Regions from separate parts of the Homo sapiens genome. Here region 2 is linked to region 1. The links are chromatin contacts, found by Hi-C or POLR2A ChIA-PET in ENCODE. All regions are on one chromosome and are shown on one strand. The core of a region is the stretch at or near the end of the contact, and the rest is flanking DNA. Distances in the headings are between cores, read along the strand shown. Region 1 has its middle 21 kb from the start of LINC02785. Region 2 holds the start of SLC25A24 (solute carrier family 25 member 24).

Region 1 (7,523 bases), core at 1,220-3,719:
AACCCTTTGTTAAGACTTTTTAAAGAAAAGCTTTATCGTATCTCAAATGCCTAAAACCTCTTGTGTCAAGTTTGCTTTATTAATAATTTAGAGATGCTCTTTCTTTTTTTTTATTATACTTTAAGTTCTAGGGTACATGTGCACAATGTGCAGTTTTGTTACATATGTATACATGTGCCATGTTGGTGTGCTGCACCCATTAACTCGTCATTTACATTAGGTGTATCTCCTAATGCTATCCCTCCCTCCTCCCCTCACCCCACCACAGGCCCCGGTGTGTGATGTTCCCCTTCCTGTGTCCAGGTGTTCTCATTGTGGAGCCGCTCTTTCTATGTCCTGCCCAGGCAGAGGCCTTCCCAAAAGCTCTAGAGCAGTAGTTCTCAAAATGTGACCCTGGACTCGCAGCATCAGTGTCACCTGGGAGCTTGTTAGGTATGCAAATTCTCCAACCCCACCCCAGCATTACTGAATCAGCAATTCTGGGACGGGGTCCAGCAATCTGTGTTTTAACAACACTCCAGGTAATTCTGGTGCACACTGAAGTTTGAGAACCATTGATCCAGATGTATGAAAACTCATTTTCCAAGTTAACACTGAGTTCCAAAAGGTTTATATCAAAGTACTCCTTTTGTTGAATCTTCCTCTGTATGTCAAATTACCTGTTTACAATCCTCCGGGGGTCCCCTCTTGCCTTCATGACAAAAAACAAATTGCTTAGCTTGGTCTACAGAGAACTTACAAGCCAGCCCCTACCCAGCCCCGCCTCCCTACCGCATACACCATGCTCCACACCCACAGTGCACATTGCCCACTTTGTGTTATGCATATGCTGGGTCCTTTCCCTGGAATATAATACTTTTTCCCTCCTTTGCCTGGTAGACCTCTCTCCTTGAAGACAAAGTGTTGATATCAACTCCACCTTCAAGTCTCTCAAGCAGAACTAGATGCTGTTTCTTCAATGTTTCCACATCTTCTTGTTCACATGTGTCTAAGGTACCCATTGAATTATTTTATAATTTCTATGGCCATATCTTCTAGGATAAACAAAATTCATGTCAGAGGCTGCATCTTTTTGGTCTTTAGTAGTTCCAGGGTTAAGCTTAATGTCCGACCCTATCAGATCTTTGCCATGTTTATTAAATAATTGCTCAATGCCAATTTCACATTCACAGGAAAAAAATCCAGACATGTATACATTCTACACTAAGACAAATACAAACTAAGGTTAAGAAGAGAGTTCATATAATTAAATCCTTGTTACATGGTGCTAAAAGCCTATGTGAACAGAGATTTAACAGTAGAAAAAGCAAGTGCTTCCAAATCTGAAAATGTGAGCCTCAATTTCACTGCTTGTGGCTGTTTAAACTTGAGCAAGTGAGTCGCTGGGCCTCAGTTTCCTCATCTGTAGAATGGAATGGAATAATATCTGCCCTGTTTACCTCACAACTGGTGGTTGTGATAACATGAGATGCTGTGTGCCATAAAATAGATTATTAATGTATCATGTCCTGTCTGTCTACAGCTTGATCTTATTATCATCAGATATTAAACATTACCTAAAACACTAAAGTACAGTGAAATAAAAAGGTTTCATTCCATTCACTAAACATATGGGGCACTGGGATAGAAGAAAGAAAGAAGGGAAAAAAGTTCACCAGTTGAGCAACACTCCTTTGAATTTAACATAGCAGAGGGGTCTCAATGCAAGAAAATTTCCTATGGATTCTTGCTCTACAGAGTCATTGTGGGTTTTTTCTGTCCACCTCTCCACTCCCACCCTCCAAACATCCACCAAGCGCTGATTTCTGAAGGTGAAAGCAACAAGGAGGGCTTTATATTGTGTTTTCCTTTCCCACCTCCCTTTACATATTCTTTCTTTCCATGCTGCCCCTTTAGGAAGGCAGGGGTGGTCTGCCATTGGGCTTATCATCAGTCTCCCAAGAGCCCCGTGGTATACAATTATGCCAAGCTTCGGATTGCTTGCAGTAGAGTTGTCAGGTTACTTTCAACTCCAGGCTTTTGGCACAGGGAAGGCATTTGGCTGGACCAGGCAGGGGCTTTAACTCGCAGCCTGCTCTGCCAAGTACAGTTGATGCTTCAGGCAAGAGGAAAGGAATTTGAAGTTTACTCTGGCTCCAGAAATTCTGCTTAAGGAACATCAGCAGTTAATAAAATTTAGTCATTTTTTAAACTAAGCTTACTGCTTTTTGTGTGCTAATCTGTAATCTCCTCTTTTGGGCAATATTTCAGCCTGCTTTGACAGCCCTGTTCAGACTCCATTAATCATAGAATGTGATGACTTCCCTACTTTTCGATTTTTAAGATGCTTCAAGGGAAATCTGTCTCCCCAGACACTTGCGTACTACATTGTAAGCCATTTTTACTATGAAGAAGATTGTAAGCTCAATTACGGGCTTTACTGCGCTGATAACGAACACAGATATGAGACAAGCAGACTTGAGCTCCTGCCTCGAGGATGGTGAGCAAAGAGCCTAAGCAAAACTGAGAGGAAATGAAACACAAAGAGGAAACAGAAAGGTGAGAAAATAGAGGGTGGGAGGGCAGGCAAGTGATTCATGGGGCCACCATAAAAGGGATATGTTAAGTGACCAAAGCAAAACCTCTAGAAAGGGCTCAAATACATAAGATAGAGATCACATGGGGCTGTTCTGTCAAATATAGGGTGAGTGATGGGAAAGAAAATAACTTGTTAAGGGAAGTTTCTAAACTGAGAAAATTTTGTGAGGTTTGAATATCTGTGAGACCAGTTTCGATCTAGAACCAAGAAGTAGATCCAAGACCTCCACAAAATGTATGTCTCTTCCCTGAGGAGAATGGGTTAAAATAGCCCAGACTAGGTACAGAAATAAGGAGAAAATAGCAGTCCTGGAAGACCTAATTGGCCTATTAACTTTTTTTTTATTTTCTTTTTTCTTTCTTTCTTTCTTTCTTTTTTTTTTTTTTTTTGAGACAGGGTCTCTCTTTGTCACGCAGGTTGGAGTGCAGTGGTATGATCACTGACTGCAGGCTTGATCTCCTGGGCTCAAATGATTCTCCCACCTCAGCCTCCTGAGTAGCCAGGACTTCAGGCATGCATCACCACATCTGGCTAATTTTTGTATTTTTTGTAGAGATGGGATTTTGCCATGTTGTCCGGGCTGGTCTTGAACTGCTGAGCTCAAGCAATCTGCTTGCCTCGGCCTCCTAAAGTGCTGGGATTACAGGCATGAGCCACCAGGCCCAGTCTAAGGCCTAATAAGTTATGCTACCAAAAATAAATTATATAAGATATTGTAATTTTATCCTTATACAGTACATAGTTTCTCCCATGAGCTCTCTCCACTATGCTATTGTTTTTATCCTTCTATAGTTGGATGATGTGTGTGTTCTACCACAGAGGACACTGGAGGGTGGGGGATCTCCAAAACAAGTGAGGGGAAGCCCCCTTTTCCTTTTCCACTGGATGATGAGTTCCTGGGGCCACAGGGATTTGAACCTCTTATAGTCACTTTCAGCTCTGAGCTCTCGCTTACACTGAAATACTTGTTTTAGAGATCATGATTGATCATCACATTGTGTGGTTCAAATTCCTCATCATATTGACCTGAATATTGAATTCAGCCTTTTCTTCTGATTTTCACCATTATCAACCAACAAACCAACAAAATGAAACAATTTCTGAGGTATTTATATGAATAGAAGACCTTCTCAAAGATTGGCAATGACAAGGTACACATCACATGTAACTTAAAATTCCATGATTGATATCCCCATTCCTAAAAATATCATGGTCACTTCTCAGATGTGGACTGTAGTCTTCCACCATATTCTTTGAACTTTTCCTTCTTTTCTCTTTTTCCTACACTTCAAACTTTCTGTTGATTTCGAATGCAGAGACAGTTGATGATCTCTTCTGTTACGCTTTCTCTTACCAATCCATGCTATCAGGGGCACATCTTCTGCCACAAGAAGCAAAGTACTGCCTTGCTATATGGAAGCTCAGATCACATACATAAGCCATTCCACATTTCCAGTGACAATTTCATTTCAAATCTCACTGACGGGCTATTTATTTGGTGACTACTGTGTACTGTGTGAACATGTACATCGATGTTCATATAAAATTCCTTATAATCAAAAAACTAGAAAACCTTATACTTCAGCCAGAGGGAAATAGGTAAATTCATTATGCTTTAGTCACTCAATGGAAAATTATATTCAGTAGGGATCACAAACTTTAACTCACTTTACAACTCGTATGTACAAATAACTCTAATGGCTTCATTCAGCCTCTCAATCCTCTAGTCTTACTATACTGACTAGTGGGGAAAAGATTAACTTACTCTTCGATCGATTTAAAGATTAGTCTGCAATCATAATTTAGGTAATATTCAGTCTTCTTAAATAAAAGTGTTAAATCTCTCACATAGTTCCCCTTCCCCTGCTTTTGTCATTAGAACGGCAGTGCGGTATATCAGGACATCCCGCATGACTTTTTGGCAGCAAAAAAGAGGAAGTGCTCGCAAGCATGGTAATGGCCTCCTCCTCTGGTCTCTGGAGTAAACCCCAAACTGCTCTGTCTTGCTAGCATCCACTGATGCAGGATACCACTACTTTAGCTCAATCTCATCTCTTGGCTCGGTGATCCTGAGCCTCCTTGACTAAATAGGCCTCGAGGCTTTGACTCAGCTTCTGATGGCCAACTACCCCTATGCAGTTGCCACAGACCCCATTCAGCCCTGGCCTACAGCCTGCCCATGGCTTTGCTGCCAAATTACCTTGACCCACCATTACAAACCCTATTACAGACTTGACGGCTTTTAACTCAGTATGAACACCTTAGGAATGGAGGGGTGTCTAGAAAATGACAACCAGACCTTTTTCTGGGTCTCATAGGACCACTCAGCTTCCCCTTCCTAATCACTAGGCTGCCCCACTGTGCACAGAAGTGTCCTCCCAGGGTTCCCAAATGAGAGTTGGAGGTGGGGAGTAAAAGCTTCCTGGAGGCTGTTTGCTCCCTCAACTTGTAAAATGCACAGTAAATTGGGGCCTACATTTAATTCTTTCACTTTCTTCCTTTCCCTCTCCTCTCTGTCCCACTTCCTCTGAGACAGAGAGTGAGTTTTTATTTTGCTTCCTTTTGTCATATACATACCCCTGCACCTGCTGAGCAACAGTCTCCATGCTTTGCTGTTAAAGACGGAATGAGCATCTTCTCTACACCAAAGAGAACTCTATGGTGGAGGTCATCCAGGCTTGGCTGTAATATGCAAGAGAGGGCAGTAGCCAAAGGAACGTAGCAAAGCCTTTCTCCTGCAGCTGGGATCCTATTTACATGTCAGAAACTAAATATTATCTCAGTCTTTCTCTTGATGTTACTCTCATGCCAAGCAGGAGGATAGAGCACTATATTTAGAGGCTACTAAATATCCATGTAGTCTCCCAATACGGAATAGAAAACTTTTGAACTCTTAAATTATCTTTGTCTGCATATTTATCTTCAACAACTGCTTAGCAAGCTAAAAAATCCTCAGAAGAAAAAAAAATCCATTTGAAGGGCTTGAAAAATACAACCTTTGAGTAAGAGGAAACTTTCTGCAGTCTATAAAGTCAAATCTCAGAATGGCAGTCCCTTTAACATGTGGTCTTCTATTCTTTATGTAAATGCCACCAAAACTCACTCCTTCACAAGACAACCCACCTTGTCTAGGGACAGCTCATGTTATCGGAAAGACCTTTCCTCTATTAGGGAGAAACCAACTGAGTTTTTTCCTCTACCTGGAATATCCACCTCCTCTGGTGTCCCCTCTCAGAATTCTACCTGTTTTTCCGGACGCATGTGAAATGCCACCACTTTAGTATGTCATGTCCCCAGTCACAGTGCACCTTAGGTTTATCACTGACAATCTCCCCCACCAGACCCCAGGCCCAGGAAGGCAGACCTCTCCCTTCTTCATTGAAGTTCCTCTTGTAATGAGCACATAGTAGGTGTTCAACTTTTGTTGCAATGAATGAGCTCCCTGTGTTCCAACTGCCTTCTGGGCCCTGGAATCATTTCTTAAGCAAACGGCTCAGCAATGGCAAAAAAGCAGGTAGCTGTAAGGCAGTGAGACATACCAATGGCAAAGATAAAGGGCATATGACAGACAGGAAAAGGGTGACACAGTTCTGTTCCTTGTAAAGTTAGGCGGCTCACTATGCATCTCTAAGCATGCAGGGCAAATGGAATGCTTTGCGACGGCAGCCTGCACACCGTGTGCTGTATTTAATGTTCTTCAGCTGTGTGACAGGACTGACAAAACTGATCCCACCTTCATCCTTATCTAATCATTTTATGGGGCATTAAGCTGCCTTTGCCTGAACGGTTACCAGCTGCAACAACACTCCAGGAAAGGACACAACCCTGCTTATGATAAAGCACATTACACTCATGGAACCCGTCTCTATGAATCTCCGATTCACAGTTTATATAATTTACCCTAGGCTCATCCTCCACCTTCCCTTTGGGGCGTGGACCTACACTCATTCAGCTGTAGGCAGTTGCCTATTGAAGGTGCCGTGCTGCACTAACACATTGTTAGGGTTTTAAAGTTGGTGAGACTTTTCCCTGTGGCAACACAACTTTCCCAGCCTCTAGGTTAAATGCAGACAGCTTACTGAGTGACTTTAAAGCTAAGTATCCCTGCTTTGTAAACTTCAATGACCACAGTTTTTATTATAAACAGTGGTTACCTTGATTGTGGGGTCAGCCTCCCTGTGGAAAGACACAGAACCCTCTGGTCACCTGAAGGCATTTCAAACATGTTTTTGCTTGAAAGGATCATCGCTGCGTGCCTGTCTTCATTCCTGCTCTCTTCTCCATGTGCTTTGCCTTGCTGCTGGTATGTGTTCATTCTGCAGCTGCTGGCAGCTGCAACTCAGGGCAGTAGGATTCCAGCAGGTGAGGAATGTATATTATGCAAGCCATGGCAACTAGAAACACCAACATCTCCTGCAACCCCTGAAAATGAATGGCACAGCTCTGCAACAAAGTCCATGTATTAGAACTTGCCTGTGTCCTAGGAGTGAGCTATTAGCCCTGACAGAGAAACAGACAGGGAGTGTGGTGAGGTGGGACCTGGAGCCAGCCTGAGTTTGGATCCTGGTTTGACCTGGAGTGAGTTATGGAAGCTCTCTGTTGTCTCAGTTTCCTCATCTGCAAAATGAAGGAAATATCTCAAAAGCTAGTTATGGAGACTAAATGAGTTAACGCAAATAAAGTACTTAGAATTGTGACTGGCACAGAATATGCCTTCAGGACACATGAGCTTGTCTGGAAGATGATCGCATCTGTACCCAAGTATTTAGTTATTATGGATAAGCCCATGATGTACAAAGTTCTAACTGCAGGGAAGACCTCTCCTAATGGAACATCTCCCCTTGGGTATCTCTAAAGCTCCTCAACCTCAGCATGTCCAACACCAAATTCATGATTGTCCCTTTCCAATCCAGGTCCTCTCCAATGCTCTTTTCCTCTAAGAACA
Region 2 (7,523 bases), core at 5,024-7,523, 160 kb after region 1:
ATTCAAAAAGAAAATTTAATTTAGCCATTATCTGTAAGCTCTTGCTCTACACTACCCATCATGTCAGATACTGGGGACAAAAACAGACCATCACATGTCCTTGAAATACTCATAGGTTTCCCTCTGGGAGGAGGTTGCACCATGGTTAGTCAAAAAAACTACTGTACGCTTCTCAGTAAACATTTTCCCCCAGAGCTGCTGAGCAGTGGCAAATGTCTAATGCTGTTTCACAAGATGTGCTGTGGCCCAATCAAGAATGAATTCTTTCAAAAAGAGAATTTTATGGTCCACAGGGAATGGTCCTTCCCTGTGCAACACAGAAAATGTAGGTAGTGGCAAAGAGCCACAGAAGGCAGATAGCCAGGCAGAGAATGAGCCTTGGGTTAGAGTCTACAGGACCAAGCAGAAAAGACAGAAGTCGTGGCCAGGGTGATAAGGAAAACAGGCTGACAGCATTTAACAGAATTGACAGGAGAGAACAAACCATAGAGTTGAGAGTTTCATCTAATAAAAGGCAGGTAGTTTTGTTGAATAGCTCTTTCTGCTTTTTGAAATTACCCTGTTCATTATTTGCTTATTATTTTTTATTCCCCATGCACCTACACACACACACAGACCTACTTACTATAGGGAGGGTTTTGAGAATACAATGAAGAACGCTGTCAGTGTTGTTCACCACTATATCCCCAGTTCATTAAACAATGTCTGGCACTGTTTGAAAACATTAAATGAATGAATTTACTATTTATGCTAAGTTACTGGGTAGGTCTTACCATTCCTAGTTAACATTTGAGGCCTCCAGGCATTAAATAACATGCCCAAGGCCACAGTCTAGCAAGCGGTGAAAACATTTGAACCCTGTTCTGATTCCACAGCCTATAATAATAACTATTACATCCACTAAAACAGTTAATGTGTAGTAAACACTATGATCCACGTTTCAGAGTTAGGCTTCAAACTTTCTCAACAAATCCTTTTGTTTTCATAAATCCTGTCAAATATAGATACCTTGGTGGACTCCATTCAATCCTTAAAAAGATAAGATTTTTGAACTCAGCAGGGTCAAAAGAAGTTAAGCAGTGTATTACAGAATGTTGTCTTGTGGAAGCTTCTTTTGTTTTTTCTGGAATACCGATAAAGAAAGTGGGCTAGGAAGATTATAAAGGTGAGTTGGGGCCTTAAACAATGGGCAATCATATACCAGGCAGAGAAGGGGGAATGAGAGAAATCTCAGGCAGAGAGAAGAAAATAAAGGGATCAATGTACATGGCTGTGGCCTAGTCAGGGAATATGGCATGTTGGGAGTTTGGAAAGGTGACAAAAGGCTTAGAATGCTACAAAGATAGAAAGGGTATTTTATACCTTACTAAAGAATTCTTCCATTTTTTTCATTCTTTCAGACACTTTATTTCTGCAGAGAAGGATAACATCAAATTTAGAATATAAATCAGGAGAGAACACAAAAGATACAGATTTTATATATTTTAGAACATTTGACAGAAATGTAGTTGGAATTCCATTGTTTTTCTTATACCATAATCTTTCTGTTGTGATGCCCTAAAATTCACCCTGTGATTTCATATCATGTCTTCTTAATATTGTGCCAGAAACCATAACATGTCTGACAATTAAAATATTAAGGAAATGGGCTGGCCATGGTAGCTCATGCCTGTAATCTTAGCACTTTCAGAGGCAGAGGCAGGCAGATCACTAGAGGCCAGGAATTCAAGACCAGCCTGACCAAAATGGCAAAATCCCATCTCTACTAGAAAATACAAAAGTTAACCAGGTGTGGTGGCATGTGCCTGTAATCTCAGCTGCTTGGGAGGCTGAGGCACAAGAATCGCTTGAATCCAGGAAGCAGAGGCTGCAGTGAGCCGAGATCGCACCACTGCACTCCAGCCTTGGTGATAGAGCAAGATTCTGTCTCCAGAAAAAAAAAAAAAAAGCAATATTAATGAAATAAAAATGAAATGAACCCTCTTTGTTAACAGAGGAATTACTTAATGGAGTGAAATCCTGATTCCACTCAATGCAATAAACATTTGCTAAGCTACTATTCTTCTATGTGACTATTTTTTCTGTGATTGTAAATGTAAAAACTTAAAGACAGAATTAAAAAAATCATAGAATGTAAGAGTTAGAATGGCCCTTAAATCAGGTTACCAGTCCACCCACTCCTCTAACATTGGGTGATCATTCAGCATACACTTCATACCCATGGGCACAGAGGTTCCTCAAGAAGTTCACCAGCTAGTAAATGGGATACCACATTTTAAAGGGTTTTTTAACATGAACTTTCATATTCTGCAACATATGACCTTGTTAAAAGCTCTGTCCAGGATGCAGGCAAGATATCTGCATTTTAAGAATAAGAAAGTAAAGCTCCAGTAAGGCTCAAACTTGACAAGGATTACACGGTCAATTTACACCAAGGACGGAACTCTCTTGTAGCTTGCTGCTTCCCTTCTTGCTCTTGATAATTGTCCTAGTCCAACTGGGCTGCTATGACAAAAATACTATTGGCTTACTTAAAAAATAAGCATTGATTTCTTGCAGTTCCAGACACTGGAAGTCCTAGATCGAAGTGCTAGGAGATTTACTGTCTAGTGAGGACCCACTTTCCGGTTCCATGGACCACTGTTTTCTCACTGTGTCCTCACATGGTGGAAGGGGCAAGGAAGGTCTTCCAGGTCACTTTTATACAAGCACTAATCCCATTCATGAAGGCTCCACAGGAAGAAAGAAGATGGGGGTAGAAGGAGGAAGACAAGAGGGAGAAGGAGGTGCGTAAAGAGAAAATAACTGAAGACTTTTAAAAGGAAATAGGATTACTAGACAAGTATAAGAGAATTAGTAATGGTTAAATACTGTATCTCCTTGTTCTCACACTACATTCTACTCTCAGTCTATACCCTTATACTACTGAGTCCTAGGAGAACTTAATGTGAATTTTCTCTAATTTTTAACTTTAATTTTTCACTAATTTCATAGTGAGGAGATTTGGAACATACAGAAAAGAAAGGTCATACCAGAAAAAAAAATGTAGCGCTTTCACTTCCAATTGGTTCTTAATTTTGTCTCAGGACTTGCCTTGAATTCTTTTCTCTTCCCTGGATAATTCTGGAACACTTAGTAATGGTTAGCTATTATATTCCTTATACCTATTTCTACATTCTACTCTTATTTCTACATTCTTTCCATCTAAAATCTAAAGAAACTTAAACAGAAATTTGTTCTCTTCTAAATGCTCAATTCATTACAAATGCTTGGAAACACGGAGATGAGATCAAATCAGATGAAAATTTATAGAGATTTTGCTTCAAGCTGAGTATTTGGCTTAGATACAAACTACTACCTTGAAACTTTCCACCGAAGAGTCACCCCACAGTTCTCATTTCTATGCTCAAGTAGCCAATGTCCTCACTCCTTGACATTACATAAACCCCTGACATGCCTCTGAAATTTTCTCCCATAAAGGTTGACTGTGTAATCCTAATTCTATCCCATGTGTGATGGTTAATTTTATGTATCAACTCGTCTGGACTAAGGGATGCCCAGATAACTGGTAAAACATGATTTCTGGGTGTGTCTGTGAGGATGTCTCTGGAGGAGGGTAGCATTTGAATCAGTAAACCAATTAAAGAAGACTGCCCTCACCAAATGGGTAGGCATAATGCAATCCTGTGGAGGATGTGAATAGAACCAAAAGGCAAAGCAAGTGCTACGTTTTGTTTGTCCCCACAAAAACTCATGTTGAAGTCTGATCCCTGATGTGGCCGTGTTGGGAGGAGGGACCTAGCAGGAGGTGTCAGGGTTACGGAGGCAGATCCCTCATGAATGGCTTGGTGTCATTCTTGCAGTAGTGAGTGAGTTCTCTCTCTCATGAGACTGAATTAGTTCCCTCAGTAATGGATCAGTTCCCTCGAGGCTGGGTTGCTATAAAGCCAGGACACCCCTCGGATTTTGCTTCTTCACACATGTCCACTTCCACTTTGACTTTCCACCATGTTGTGACACAGCAGGAAAGCCCTCCCCAGGAGTCCAGCAGATGCCAGCACCACGCTTCTTAAACTTCCCAGCCTGCGGAACTGTGAGCTAAATAAATGTCTTTTCTTTATAAATTACCCTGTCTCAGATATTCCACTATAGCAACACTAAATGGACTAAGACAGGAAATGAAAAGGAATTTCACCTGCAGAATAGGAGACTTTACAAAGACTGATACCCTGAATGAGCGAGGATGTGGAGAAGCAAGCACTGTCAGTCAAAAGAGTGAAAATGGGTCTAAGGTTTCCGAAAGGCAATACGTATCCCAGTTTAAAATGTGTGTTACCTTCAGACTCAGCAATGTCCACTCCTCAAAATTTATCTTACGAAAGTAACTGGACCAGAATGAGAAAATGAATACAAAGGACATCCATTGCAATTTCACTTACAATCGTTTTTAAACTATCAATAAAGTAAAAGGTGATTTAAAAAGAATTGGTAACATATACTATGACACAAACATATAACAGAATATGATGCAGTTACGTAAAAATGGTGATACAGCAGCAATTCTCAAGCTTTTTGATCTCAGGATCCCTTTACAATCTTAAAAATCATTGAGCACTCCAAAGAGCTTTTGTATATTGTAGGGACCATGGAGTTGTACCACTGAGATCTCCCTTCAAAGGCACCTACTGTGAGGAACACAGTTGACTTCCACTCTCTAGCCTCTAACCCTGGCATCTGCTGATGCACTGCAGCAAGGTCGTCCCTTTCCTGGGCTGCTTCCAGCCAATGATTGGACATGGTGGGGAACTCCAACTGGGCCATTTCTGGGACAATCAGCACAAAGTACCAAAAGTTGGTTCCTTCAAAGTATGAATAAAATACACAAAACTTTGGCAAGATTGAAGGGGAGAAAAGGATAGATATGAGGAATGAAATAGAGAACCTACCTACAGATTCAGTCAGAAGTGTTATAAAATCATCGGTGAGTATTATGAACCTTGGACAGAACAGGCAGTTTCAAAAAAAATTGTAACTTACTAAATCTGACTCTAGAAGAAACAGTAAACTGAAGAGGCCTATAACTACCAAAGACATTAAAAGAGAAGTGAAATATAACTATATAACAGTTGTTGGCCCTCATAGTAACCTAATCACTTTCCCTCTTTGGATAAGAGAATGCCAGTGTCAGGGAACGCTTCAACAGGGTTGGAGAAGTTCCACATATCTCCACCCTACTAAAGGGGCAGAAGTTCAGGGGCACAGTTAAGATGACTCAGAGAAAATGAAATTGCTCAGTCGCAGGTCAAGTCAACCCTTCAGATCAATTTATGTACCTAGGGCATTAACCTAGGAATGTCTTAAACAATGGAATGCCGCCATTCCTTCTCAACAGGAAGTGGGGGAAACACGCGATTGGTTTTCAAACAGTTTTCAAACAGTAGACAATACACATAGCTGCTGTAACAAAGCAGCTTCGAAAGAGATCGAATGTGTGCGCCTTTATACAAAACTTGGGACCCACTGAAGTCTGACAGCTAAAACGGATTACATGTCTGCAAGGTATTAAAACAGAAAACAAAGAACCTGGGATGGATTCAGGACAAAAGTGTCTTAAAAATTTAACAGTGCCCGTGGGCCAGAGTGTCCACAACACTCATTTTATCTGGACAAATACCAGTAGACTTTCGTATTATGACCCACTTCTGTTACCGGGGTCGCCGGTCGCGGCCCCACGCCCGAGTTTCTGAAGCCACCGGAGCGCTGGGCGCCACAGTTCCTCCTTCCTCTCCTGGCAACGCCTCAAGCCGCCGCCCTCCTCGGTCCTCGCAGTGTCCCCAGCGCCCGCAGCCCTCCCTACGCTCAGGCGGCGCCCCGGCGGCGACCCACCTCCTCGGCGTCCTGGCCCAGAGGGATGCCCAGGTTCCTGAGCCCCTCCTGCAGCTCGCCGATGTCCACCACTCCGTCCCCATTGCGGTCCAGTGCCTGGAAGAGGGTCTCGTAGCGCGTCGGCTGCTCCGCGTCCTGGCAGGCCGCGGTGGGCAGCACGAAGTCCCGCAGCCAGCGCAACATGGTCCCAGAGGCGCAGGCGGCCTGGCCGAGGAAGTCACGGGAGATCGAGGGCTGCGGGGCGAGACCGGGACCAGCGCGAGGCCGGGCTGGGCGGGGCGCGCGGCGCAACAGCGTTTGGGGCGCCGTCGGGGTTGCGGCTGCGGCGCGCAGGGCGCAGGGCGCAGGAGCGGAGACCCCACCCGAGCCCGCGCGGAGCGCAGGGTGTGGCCGTCCCGCCGCTGCTGGGGAGGAGCTCGCCGCGCTGGCCTCGGCGGCACTGGCCGGGCCCGCCTCCAGAGAGCCGGAAGTGAGGGAGCTGGGAGCTGGGTCTCGGGAGGTGCTGTGCGGACCCGGGGTCGACCTCTGCCCAGTTGCCAGTCCCGCTGTCAGCATGCGGGTCCGAGGAAGAGGCCCCCAGCAGGTCCAGGGCTGCAGCGTCAGCGCGTCGGTGGCTTGGGAGCGGGGTCTTGAAGACTGGTTACTCCACTTAAAGACCCTCTCGGGCCGGAGCCTTGGCGGTCAGCCCAGAGCTGCTTCTCTCTGCCTGGAAACTGGGCCATGGAGGGCATTGTCTCTCACGGATGTCTAATTTTTTCGTGGTTGCACACCTGGGATGGCGATTCTGCTTTAAAAAGCAGAGAGTTAAATCCTAAAGCATCTATTGGAGCAATTATAAAACAAAAAGGAGAAACTCCTGGATTTGTTGCAGAAAAGATCAACAGCCATCTGCGTGGGCAACGGGGAAAAGAAGGACTAGTTTGGTAGGCAGCTTAGCTAGGATTTGCCCGTGATTAAGCGTATAGAGTGTCTGCCAGCTGCACTTATCAGAAAAAACCACAGCGCCCTCCTCCTTCTCAAGATGGGTGCAGTTCCGAGGTTTGGAGCTTATTACTCAGGCAAGACAGAACTTATTACTGCCTAGCATGGAATAACGGAAGGAACATTGGACTTAACAGAGAAAGTACCTAATCCTTCAGGTGTGACATAGCGTCTCCGGGTAGTCTCTCATCAGTAAAATGAGAATATAAATATCTGCCTTCACAACAAAGTTGTATATTAGGTGTGAAAGGTCTTAATTCTCTAAGGCGCCAATCAAATGAGATATCATTAATTGTAATAATCCTGTTCATTCACAGCTGCGTAAGAGGAACTATTGTTGTACTGCTGTTTGCAGAAAAGAAGATACCTCTGTACTTGTAAATTAGGGTGTCTCACATCTTCTGAATCACTACACAGAAATCAGTTCCAACAACAGCCAGGAACTCAGACCCTGAACTTACCTCTCCTCATATCATTTTGTATGTTTAAGATATGTATGAATCTAGAATTTGTAAATTAAGGGCTGCCTGCTTAGTAAAATCATCTTGAAACTGATTTATCTTTTTATATTACTTCCAACTTCCAGTCTTATTAAGAATCATTGCCTTCCTTTGGAACTGCCTTCAAACTTCAAATTTTCTCTGTCCTTGAAAACC

Evidence for each region. Hi-C counts contacts between places; a loop is a spot of excess contacts on that map. ChIA-PET counts read pairs that join two places held with the same protein, here RNA polymerase II (POLR2A). Pooled maps may share reads with other maps.
Region 2: a pooled map shows a loop between it and region 1 (4-fold over the local background). The contact joins the promoter of SLC25A24 here to the enhancer-like site in region 1. A Hi-C loop is called at or near these places in 1 of 168 maps with a recorded cell type or tissue (HepG2) and 4 of 50 pooled maps. POLR2A ChIA-PET finds 5 or more read pairs at or near these places in 1 of 52 experiments (activated CD4-positive, alpha-beta T cell).

What each region holds. Positions count from the first base shown.
Region 1 is chr1:108,039,387-108,046,909 of GRCh38, forward strand. No RefSeq gene overlaps it. Among named protein-coding and RNA genes, the nearest start is that of LINC02785, 21 kb to the right of the region's middle. Within about 2 kb of position 2,470, at least 4 of the 41 ENCODE cell types and tissues checked have a DNase peak (open chromatin) inside an H3K27ac peak, as active enhancers do.
Region 2 is chr1:108,194,070-108,201,592 of GRCh38, forward strand. It overlaps SLC25A24 (solute carrier family 25 member 24), which reads right to left and starts at 6,274. Exons shown (of 10, transcript NM_013386.5): 1 at 5,887-6,274. The coding sequence starts at 6,069. RefSeq lists a silencer at 6,058-6,397 and an enhancer at 6,198-6,492.